Linked DNA regions of Homo sapiens: region 2 is linked to region 1. A link is a loop called in an ENCODE intact Hi-C map of the cell type or tissue named here. Cell type or tissue: PC-9. All regions are shown on one strand.

Region 1 (5,000 bases):
AGTGGAGGCCAGAGAATGCTCCCCAGAGGAAATATTTGAGCTGAGTTCTAAAGGACAAGTAGGCATTAACTAGGAGGGTTCTGCCTAGAATCATGTGCAAAACCTCCGGCCACCACTACCTCCTCCTCTAAAAGCCACAGCTGGAGCCAGGCATGGTGGCTTATGCCTGTAATCCCAACATTGTGGGAGCCCAAGGCAGGCAGATTGCTTGAGCCTAGGACTTCAAGACCAGCATGATCAACATGGTGAAACCCCATCTCTACAAAACATACAAAAATTAGCTGGGTGTAGTGGCGCTCAGCTGCAGTCCCAGCTACGCAGGGGGCTGAGGTGGGAGGATTGCTTGAACCTGGGAGGCAGAGGTTGCAGTGAGCCGAGATCATGCCACTACACTCCAGCCTGGGTGACAGAGCAAAACCAGAAGAAGAAGAAGATAAAAGATAAAAGCCATAGCTGGGAATGTCCTTGGTGCTCTGAACTGGATGACATTTGTTAGGCATGGCCATCCCACAGACTCACTGCTCCTCAAGATCACCCTTCAGTTATCCAAGAACTGATGGTTACCTACCCATGCTCTGCTCTTCTGCTGCTACTTTCTGGGCTCTGAGATGACCACAGAGGCCAGGGTCAAATGCTGGGCCACTCACCACATACTGATGATGCTGTCAAAATGTGGTTACCCTTCTGCTCCACCTCAATTATCTGTGGAAAACCTAATTTAAGGGGTATATGGTGTTTTGTCTGCCCGCATTTCTTCCTGTAAGAAACACGCTTTCCCCTCTTCCCTAGTAAACTGTCTCAGTCCTTACGAGTTGGTGGAGCTGGACTGCCTCACTTCCATCCCCAAGGTCAGGTACATGCCCAGATCTGGTCAGAGGACTTCATGTGTCAAGGTACAACTACTGCCTCAGCCATGAGCACTTGACTCATACAGTGCCCATTAGCGTCCACCTGGGGACTTTTTCTGTGCTACTGGAACAAAAGTGCATGTTTCCTCACCATCTTGGGCTGTTAGCCCTATGTGAACATGGAGGTATCTTGCTGCCATGCGATGAAAAGCTTATACACAACGCAGAGGGTAAGTCAGAGAAACTAGTTAATGACATAATTTGAGATCCAAATCTGCCTGACTTTTCAGCTACAGAAGCCAATAAATTCCCTTTTTTTTCTTTTTTTCTTTTTTTTTGAGACAGAGTCTCACTGTCGCCCAGGCTGGAGTACAGTGGCGTGATCTTGGCTCACTGCAACTTCCACCTCCCGGGTTCAAGTGATTCTTCTGCCTCAGCCTCCAGAGTAGCTGGGACTACAGGCGTGCACTACCATGCCTGGCTAATTTTTTGTATTTATAGTACAGGCAGGGTTTCACCGTGTTGCCCGGGCTGGTTTAGAACTTCTGACCTTAGGTGATCCACCCGCCTCGGCCTCCCAAAATGCTGGGATTATAGGCATGAGCCACTGTTCCCAGCCCGAATTCCTTTTTTATTTAAGCTAACCTGCATTGAATTTCTGTCACTTGTAGCCAAAGTGGTTTGAATAATGCACCTTTCCAATTGGCACTTGTGCCCAAATTACCATAAACTGGCTGTCTCTGACCACTCTAGGGAAAGGATTCAGTGATTTCTAATTGACCACTACCAGTGAAGACATGGGAGGTTTGAAATAGCTGAGCCCAGATTCTGAGAACGACAGGACAAGGTCATGATTGTACTTTTGAACTTGATGTTGGAGGTGTTCACAAGCATGACGCCTCTCCTGGACTTTGTTTACTGATAGGAACCACAAGATAGACGAGACAGCAGAATTAGGCCAACAATGGGTGCAAGGTGCCAAAAAGGTAATAGAAACCCAAGTTCCACTTTGAAGCAGCATAAATCAGACATTTCTCAAACATTAAAAACGGAAGTGGCCTGATCAAGACCTTTAAACGGAGTAAAAAGCCACGAAGCCAAGGCCTTGAGCAGCTAGTCAGAGAATTATTGCAATATGTGCTCAGAGACACAGGGTTTCATGAAAAGCCCAGTCTCTGCCTGGCTGCAGCACCTCTGTGCTTTTTGTCCCAGCATTTGCTTAGCAGCAGAACCTCATTATCCTTCAGTGTTCTGTAGTTATAACAGATTCCAGCTTCAGGGGGAAAAAAATGGATTCCAGCTGCCAGGGGTTCTCTCTGGGAGATTTTCTATCTCTGAGACGAAATTGTCTTTTTCTCCCTTTTTTCATGGTGAGAGGGGCATGGAGTACACCTCTGATAATCTGCAGAGGCAAAGCCTTGCATGAGCATGCTGACAACCCTGCAGAGAGAAAGCCTTAGGCTGGAAGTTCAAGGGCAGCCAGGAGAATGAACATTTCGATGAATAAAGCAATTTGATAACTACCATGTTGTGGTCTAAGACCCACCACTTACAGGCTTACATGGTGATTACTGAAGCTGCAACTATTTTAATGGCTTCATCTACTTTAAAGTACTGGTGATTTTTCTACTACTTCATTTAATTGCTTGATGTTTCTTGGAAGAGTTCTTCGGTCTTTCTGCTAAAATGTTATCCCAAGCTAGGAGAGATGCCATGATTTCAGAGAATTTCTTTTCCTCTATAATATTATATATTTTCCTCTGGGTTATCAATGAACCTACTGACTACTTTGAGTATTATGCCTTTAGGATGTCTTCACCTCTCATTTCCTTAACATTTTTAAATGAATCTCTGATAGAAAAATGAATCTGAAGCCTTGCTTATGCTTTGATTCATTCAACAAATATTTATTGCACACTTACTGTTTTAGATGCCTGGGATACAGAGTAAATAAATCAACAATGATCCTTGCCTTCAACAAAGCTTACATTCTGGTGGAGGCAAAGAGATAATACATAAATAAATTTAATATCATCTTTTGTAATAATAACCATTACACCTCTGCTTATGAAAAAAATTGCATTCAATTTTTGCTCACAATCTTCTTTTTTTTTTTTTTTTTTTTGAGACAGAGTCTCACTCTGCCACCTAGGCTGGAGTGCAGTGGCATAATCATACTTCACTGCAACCTCTGCCTCCTGGGCTCAAGTGACCCTCCTGCATCAGCCCCACAAGTAGCTGGGACTACAGATGCATGCCACAATGCCCAGCTAATTTTTCTATTTTTTGTAGAGATGGGATTTTGCCATGTTTCCCAGGCTGGTCTTGAACTCCTAGGCTCAAATGATCTGCCTACCTCGGCCTCCCAAAGTGCTGGGATTACAGGCACTGAGCCACTATGCTCAACTAATCTTCTGTTCCCTTCCTTCCTTCCTTTTCCTTCCTTCCTTCCTCTCTCTCTCTTCCTTCCTTCCTCTCTCTCTTCCTTCCTTCCCTTCCTTCCCTTCCCCTCTTCCTTTCTCTCTCTCTCTTTTCTTTCTTTTTTCTGACAGAGTCTTGCTCTGTCACTCAGGCTGGAGTGCAGTGGCACAATCTTGGCTCACTGCAACCTCCACCTCCTGGGTTCAAGTGATTCTCTTACCTCAGCCTCCTGAGTAGTTGGTATTACAGGCACACACCACCACAGCCAGCTACTTTTTTTTTTTTGTATTTTTAGTAGAGACGGGGTCTTGCTATGATGCCCAGGCTGGTCTCAAACTCCTAGACTCAAGTGATCTGCCTGCCTCAGCCTTCTAAGGTGCTGGGATTACAGGCATGAGCCACTGCACCCAGCCTAATCTTCTATTCTCAAAAGAAGAAAGTATCCACCCGCAGGTAACAGAATTCTAAAATATTACTGTCTGGACCCTTTTACTTCATTTTCCTAGCTTATACCTGCCAAATTATTGGTAAATTCAGCTCTGTGAGGTGAAGAGGGCCATATAAATGATCATACTCTCACCTTGAATCCTATCTTTAGGATCTTCTACATCACGAGACTAAAGCAAAGTCTGACTCCTTTCCACTCTTCTGCTATCAACATCAGCTCAAAAATACATAAAATTAATAAGGTTGCTTCCTGATGGCATCAGTGAAATAACTTTATGGTCATTCATATAAAAACAGACAACCCTGGCCCAGCGCAGTGGTCCATACCTGTAATCCCAACACTTTGGGAGGCTGAGGCAGGTGGATCACTTGAGGCCAAGAGTTTCAGACCAGCCTGGTAAACATGGCAAGACTGACCCTATCTCTATTTAAAAAAAGAGAAATACAGAGAATCCTTTCAAGATCACCAAGTCAGTATCAATGAGCACCTCTGCAGAAAAAACAGGAGCTCAGAATGGACAAGGCCAGAGAAACCTCAGTAAGGTGAATGTGTCCGTATAGTTTCTTTCGAATTCGTGAAAAGAAAACTTGAGTCCCTATAAACTGTTGCTACTTCAAGAATAGAGAGGGAATTTCTCCTTTCTGGGCTCAGCCTGACATGTCCCTTTTAAGAATAATGGTGTGAGATGCATCGAAGGCTTACTATTTGCCTGGCTCTATGTCTTAGCTTGGGCTGCCATAACAAAATATCATAGTACAGGTTGGGTAGCTATTTATATATTTATTTATTAAGAGGGCCTTGCTCTGTCACCCAGGCTAGAGTGCAGTAGACCAATCATAGCTCACTGTAGCCTCAATCTCCCAGACTCAAGTGAGCCTTCCATCTCAGCCTCCCAAACAGCTAGGACTACAAGAACACACCACCAAGCCCAGCTAATTTTTTTAAACTTTTTTTTGTAGAAACAAGGTCTCACCGTTGCCCAGGCGGGTCTTGAACTCTGGGCTTCAGCCTCCTCCCACCTTGGCCTTCCAAACCGCCAGGATTATATTGTGAGCCCCAAGACCCGGCCTAGGTGGCTTAAACAACAGACATTTATTTCTCACAGTTATGAAGGCTGGGAAGTCTGAGATCAGGGTGCCAGCATGGTTGGATTCTAGTGAAGACTGTCTACCTGGCTTGTAGACAGGAAACTAGCTTCTTGTATGGGAGAGAGAAAAGGAGGGAAGAGGATAAGGGAGAGGGAGGGAGAAGGAGGGAGAGGGAGAAGGAAGGGGAATGGGGGG
Region 2 (5,000 bases), 780 kb before region 1:
AAACCCTTGGAATTTCCTGATAGGTTGAGGTCTGGTCACCAGAGAAGGCAACCACATGATTAGAGGGTTAGATCTATCAGTCCCAGCCCCACAACCTCTGGATAGAGGGAAGGGTTGGAGCTTGAGTTCAGTCACCAATGGCCAATAATTGAATCAATCATGCTGATGTGAGAGAAGACCTGGAGAAAACTGAAATGGGTCTAAAGGAGCTTCTGGGCAGTGCTGGGAGGCCAGTGAGCCCAGAGATGGAGACTCTATGTCAGCCCCACCCCAACAAGAGTTGGTGCTGACAATCGGAGAATTGGTGTTGGAACAGCAGAACAGCAGGTATCTTTTTTTTTTTTTTGAGATGGAGTTTCATTCTTGTTGCCCAGGCTGGAGTGCAATGGCGCCATCTCGGCTCATTGCAACCTCTGTCTTCCAGGTTCAAGCAATTTTCCTGCCTCAGCCTCCCAAGTAGCTGGGATTACAGGCGTGTGCCACCACACCTGGCTAATTTTTGTATTTTTAGTGGAGACGGGGTTTCAGCATGTTGGTCAGGCTGGTCTCGAATTCCTAACCTCAGGTGATCCACACGTCTTGGCCTCCCAAAGTGCTGGGATTACAGGCGTGAGCCACCGCAGCCAGCCAAGAAACAGCAGGTATCTTATCTGTTTGTGTCACCTGGTCCTGATCTTCTCTTACAGTATCTGACGAAGCAAGTGGAACTTCTACGGCAGATGAACGAACAACATGCAAAGGTTTATGAACAATTAGACGTCACAGCAAGGGAACTGGAAGAAACAAATCAAAAGCTAGTTGCTGACAGCAAGGCCTCACAGCAAAAGATTCTGAGGTAAATTTTCTAGAATCTGACAAGGAAGGACTAGGGGGAAGTTCTTTAGTATAAACTAGAATAGAACATGGCTGCAGTGGGTTTGGGTCAATATGGGATAAGGTTTAATTTAATTCTTTTTGGAGAATGGAGATTAAATAGACATCCTTTCCAATTAAGAAAGCCCAGTGTGAGTGGTTTGCACCTAATCTCTCCTCACCGCTTTTGCCCTTGATTCAATATGACAAGCAGCAGTGGCTTCTGTCTGTTCCTCACAGCCTGACTGAAACGATTGAATGCCTGCAAACCAACATTGATCACCTCCAGAGCCAAGTGGAGGAGCTGAAGTCATCTGGCCAAGGGAGAAGGAGCCCGGGAAAGTGTGACCAGGAGAAACCGGCACCCAGCTTTGCATGTCTGAAGGAGCTGTATGACCTCCGCCAGTAAGAGCCTGCCTTTCTGTGGAGTTACAGCAGGGACTGTCTCATGTCATTGGCACATTCTGATTTCCAGTAGATTGAAAGTACCATTTTAAGAAAAGTCACTTAGCTATTAAGCTACCATTGGTTTGAACAAAATCACTTAAACATATAAATTACAGAGTTCTTAGATATTAGTAGTTCTCATTTTGAAAGTCTTGGAACACTTATTTCAGTGTTTTTAATGTATTAAATCATAGTTTAAGATGAATTCTGATAGACTAGATTTGGGAGTTGTGTTTTACATTAGAGTGAAGAAAAACAGAAATACTGGTAAAACAAAAATTCAAGCGAACAGGAGATTTTTTGCTTAAAGAAGTACCTTTATAATTTAGAGTTATAAGTCTGAATCTTTAAGAAGTATTTATGGAACACTTGTGTGGCAAGCTGTATGCTAGACCCAAGGGTTGGCGAGCAAAATAGTTTCTACCCCTGTGAGCTTTCAGTCTAACGGAACGGCAGATAAGCAAATAAAAACACAAATAAATAGTCAAGGTGCTTCAGACTGAGCAGGAGAAACCAGGTGGTTCATTTGGTGGGTCTCAACCTTGGCTGTACATCAGATCACCTGTGGGGTTTTTCAAAATGCAAATACCAACACATTTCCTCAGGCCTAAATCAGAATTTCTAGGTGCGGGTAAAAAGCTGCCCAGGCAATTCTGATGAACATTCCTGGTTAAAAATCACCACAGCAACAGTAATTTGCTGTAGTGATTCAATCGTAGTTACATATTATGAATCATTTGGAGAGCCTTTAGAAACCCTCAGGCCAGGTAGCAGACCAACTAGGTTGGAATCTGTGGGTTGGGACCCAGGCACCAGTACTTTTTAAGGTTTCCCTTGTGAGGTCATTGTCATACTGCTAGAATAGATGTTCTCTAGTACTTTTAACATTAAAAAAAGATTTGTCACAAAAATTGAGTTTGCTTTCATGTGTTTATTTACCAGCCTCACACAATTCCATTTTAGCCACTGCTCCAAGTGTGGCTAAAAACCAATCACTGTTGGCCGGGTGTGGTGGCTTACGTCTGTAATCCCAGCACTTTGGGAGGCTAAGGCAGGAGGATCACCTGAGGTTGGGAGTTCGAGACCAGCCTGACCAACATGGAGAAACCCCGTCTCTACTAAAAATACAAAATTAGCTGGGCGTGGTGGCGCATGTCTAAAATCCCAGTTACTCGGGAGGCTGAGGCAGGAGAATCGCTTGAACCTGGGAGGCTGAGGTTGCAATGAGCTGAGATCGCTTCACTGCACTCCAGCCTGGCGACAAAGTGAGACTCCGTCTCAAAAAAAAAGAAAAAAAAATTAGTCACTGTCACAGCTCCTCAAATTTATTTAGTTGAAAAAAAATCACCAGTCTTCCTCTCGTCATTTTCAGTGGACCTGTGTAATATATTCTTTCAATATTTTTTTCCCTAGACACTTCGTGTATGATCATGTGTTCGCTGAGAAGATCACTTCCTTGCAAGGTCAGCCAAGCCCTGATGAAGAGGAAAATGAGCACTTGAAAAAAACAGTGACAATGTTGCAGGCCCAGCTGAGCCTGGAGCGGCAGAAGCGGGTGACTATGGAGGAGGAATATGGGCTCGTGTTAAAGGAGAACAGTGAACTGGAGCAGCAGCTGGGGGCCACAGGTGCCTACCGAGCACGGGCGCTGGAACTAGAGGCCGAGGTGGCAGAGATGCGACAGATGTTGCAGTCAGAGCATCCATTTGTGAATGGAGTTGAGAAGCTGGTGCCAGACTCTCTGTATGTTCCTTTCAAAGAGCCCAGCCAGAGCCTGCTGGAAGAGATGTTCCTGACTGTGCCGGAATCACATAGAAAGCCTCTCAAGCGCAGCAGCAGTGAGACGATCCTCAGCAGCTTGGCAGGGAGTGACATCGTGAAGGGCCACGAGGAGACCTGCATCAGGAGGGCCAAGGCTGTGAAACAGAGGGGCATCTCCCTTCTGCACGAAGTGGACACGCAGTACAGCGCCCTGAAGGTGAAGTATGAAGAGTTGCTGAAGAAGTGCCAAGAGGAACAGGACTCCCTGTCACACAAGGCTGTGCAGACCTCCAGGGCTGCAGCCAAGGACCTGACTGGAGTGAACGCCCAGTCTGAGCCTGTTGCCAGCGGCTGGGAACTGGCCTCTGTCAACCCAGAGCCCGTGAGTTCCCCTACAACACCTCCAGAATACAAAGCGTTGTTTAAGGAGATCTTTAGTTGCATCAAGAAAACTAAGCAGGAAATAGATGAACAGAGAACAAAATACCGATCACTCTCCTCTCATTCTTAATTGAACCTCTAGCTCTACTACTAATTTGCCTATTGCCTATCGCCTCTCTCTCCCATTCAGACAAGTGTTTGTAGACTCTGAAGCCTAATGTTACTCATGACGTTTGCCTCATTGCTTTGCTTATTTAGCAAATGCATACAACGAGGAAAGGAGGTGGCTAGTGGTATCAGTTCTCTGATCCACTTCCATTTAAGCTCCCCAGGAAATCCCATGACAAACTGGCCTCTGGCTGGCGCGCTGATTAGACTTCAGTTCCTGAAAAGGACCAGTGGAGGGAAGAGCTATACTTCTGGAGAAGTAGGCCTGGAGTTACTACAGTATGGGGGAAAAGGGTCGAGTTAGAACAAAGCTAAGGCAATTCCTATTGCTTCCTTGCGCAACTTCTCAAAACGATGAAAGTCAGAAGGCTGTCAAACTCAAATATCTTTGCAAACAGTTTGAATACTGTGAATTCATTACGAAGAATGTTCGAGAGAAAGCAGGGGTCTAATCCAAAAGAAATGTCATTAACCAATACTCCAAGTCCTTGAGTTTTGTTATATCTGAACTAGTTGAACTGTGACTGACAGGTAATCCTAATATATCCAAATCCAACTGAATACCAAATTGAGATGGCAAATTTTTGTTTGATATAAGTTAGCTTGTTAGCATATGCCCTAGAGGGCCTCCATCCCTGTATTCTAATGTTTTTACTCAAAGCTCTAGCCTTTAGGATAGGTGAATATGTAAATCTTTTATCACTTTCTCAAATTCAAACTAAAGGGGAAAGATCAAACCCCTTCCCTTCCTACCTGTTTTCTGAGCTGGCTGACTTGCCAGCCACAAGCTGCTCTTGCAGAGTTCTTACCATTCCTGTAAATGTTTTGACTTGTTGCAGAAATTCCTATCTACTTTATTAAGCAGTATTGATCTGACTGTGGAAACATCCTCTCACTTGCATTCTTTTAACTTAAAACTATTTAAGAACTGATGTTCCGATTATTGTATATATTTTTCTAAAAACCAAATAAAGCTACCTATGAAAATGAACAGATGGATCTGTGTCTTACTTTCAATATAAGCCATTTCGCTCTTATAACCAACTGTTCACTTTTTTTCTTCCAACAAATATCGCGAGAAAGATTTGCAGTGATTTTTTTTTTCCTATTTTAAACAGGGAATCCTTGGATTTGTGTAACTTAATAGCACAAATTCTGCTCATATTGCTAAATGCTCATTAAAACTACTCTGGACAAACATTTTCAAATTTATATACTCTGTAATTTTCACTATTTCAGAAATGTCAGACTTGGTTCTGAATTAATAGCATTTGACAAATTGATTCTCAAAACATTTGATCAACCATAGCAAAGAAACTATACTATTCAAACTATACTATTCAAACTATACTATTAATGTTTGAATAGTATAGCTTATTTAAAAACAGTTT

Evidence for each region. Peaks named below come from ENCODE experiments on the same cell type or tissue, not always from the same donor. Only the 100,000 strongest peaks of a DNase experiment are listed, where the experiment ranks them.
Region 2: a loop joins it to region 1, with 2.9 times the contacts of the local background. A loop is called at or near these places in 1 of 110 quality-filtered maps.

Annotation. Positions count from the first base shown.
Region 1 is chr16:21,562,914-21,567,913 of GRCh38, reverse strand. No RefSeq gene overlaps it. Among named protein-coding and RNA genes, the nearest start is that of METTL9, 34 kb to the left of the region's middle. In PC-9, no CTCF peak of the experiment used is centred here; a DNase peak (open chromatin) is centred at 2,733.
Region 2 is chr16:22,345,536-22,350,535 of GRCh38, reverse strand. It overlaps CDR2 (cerebellar degeneration related protein 2), which reads left to right. Exons shown (of 5, transcript NM_001802.2): 3 at 687-835; 4 at 1,093-1,257; 5 at 2,713-4,600. The coding sequence ends at 3,571. Among named protein-coding and RNA genes, the nearest start is that of CDR2, 27 kb to the left of the region's middle. RefSeq lists an enhancer at 3,159-3,659. In PC-9, no CTCF peak of the experiment used is centred here; a DNase peak (open chromatin) is centred at 2,045.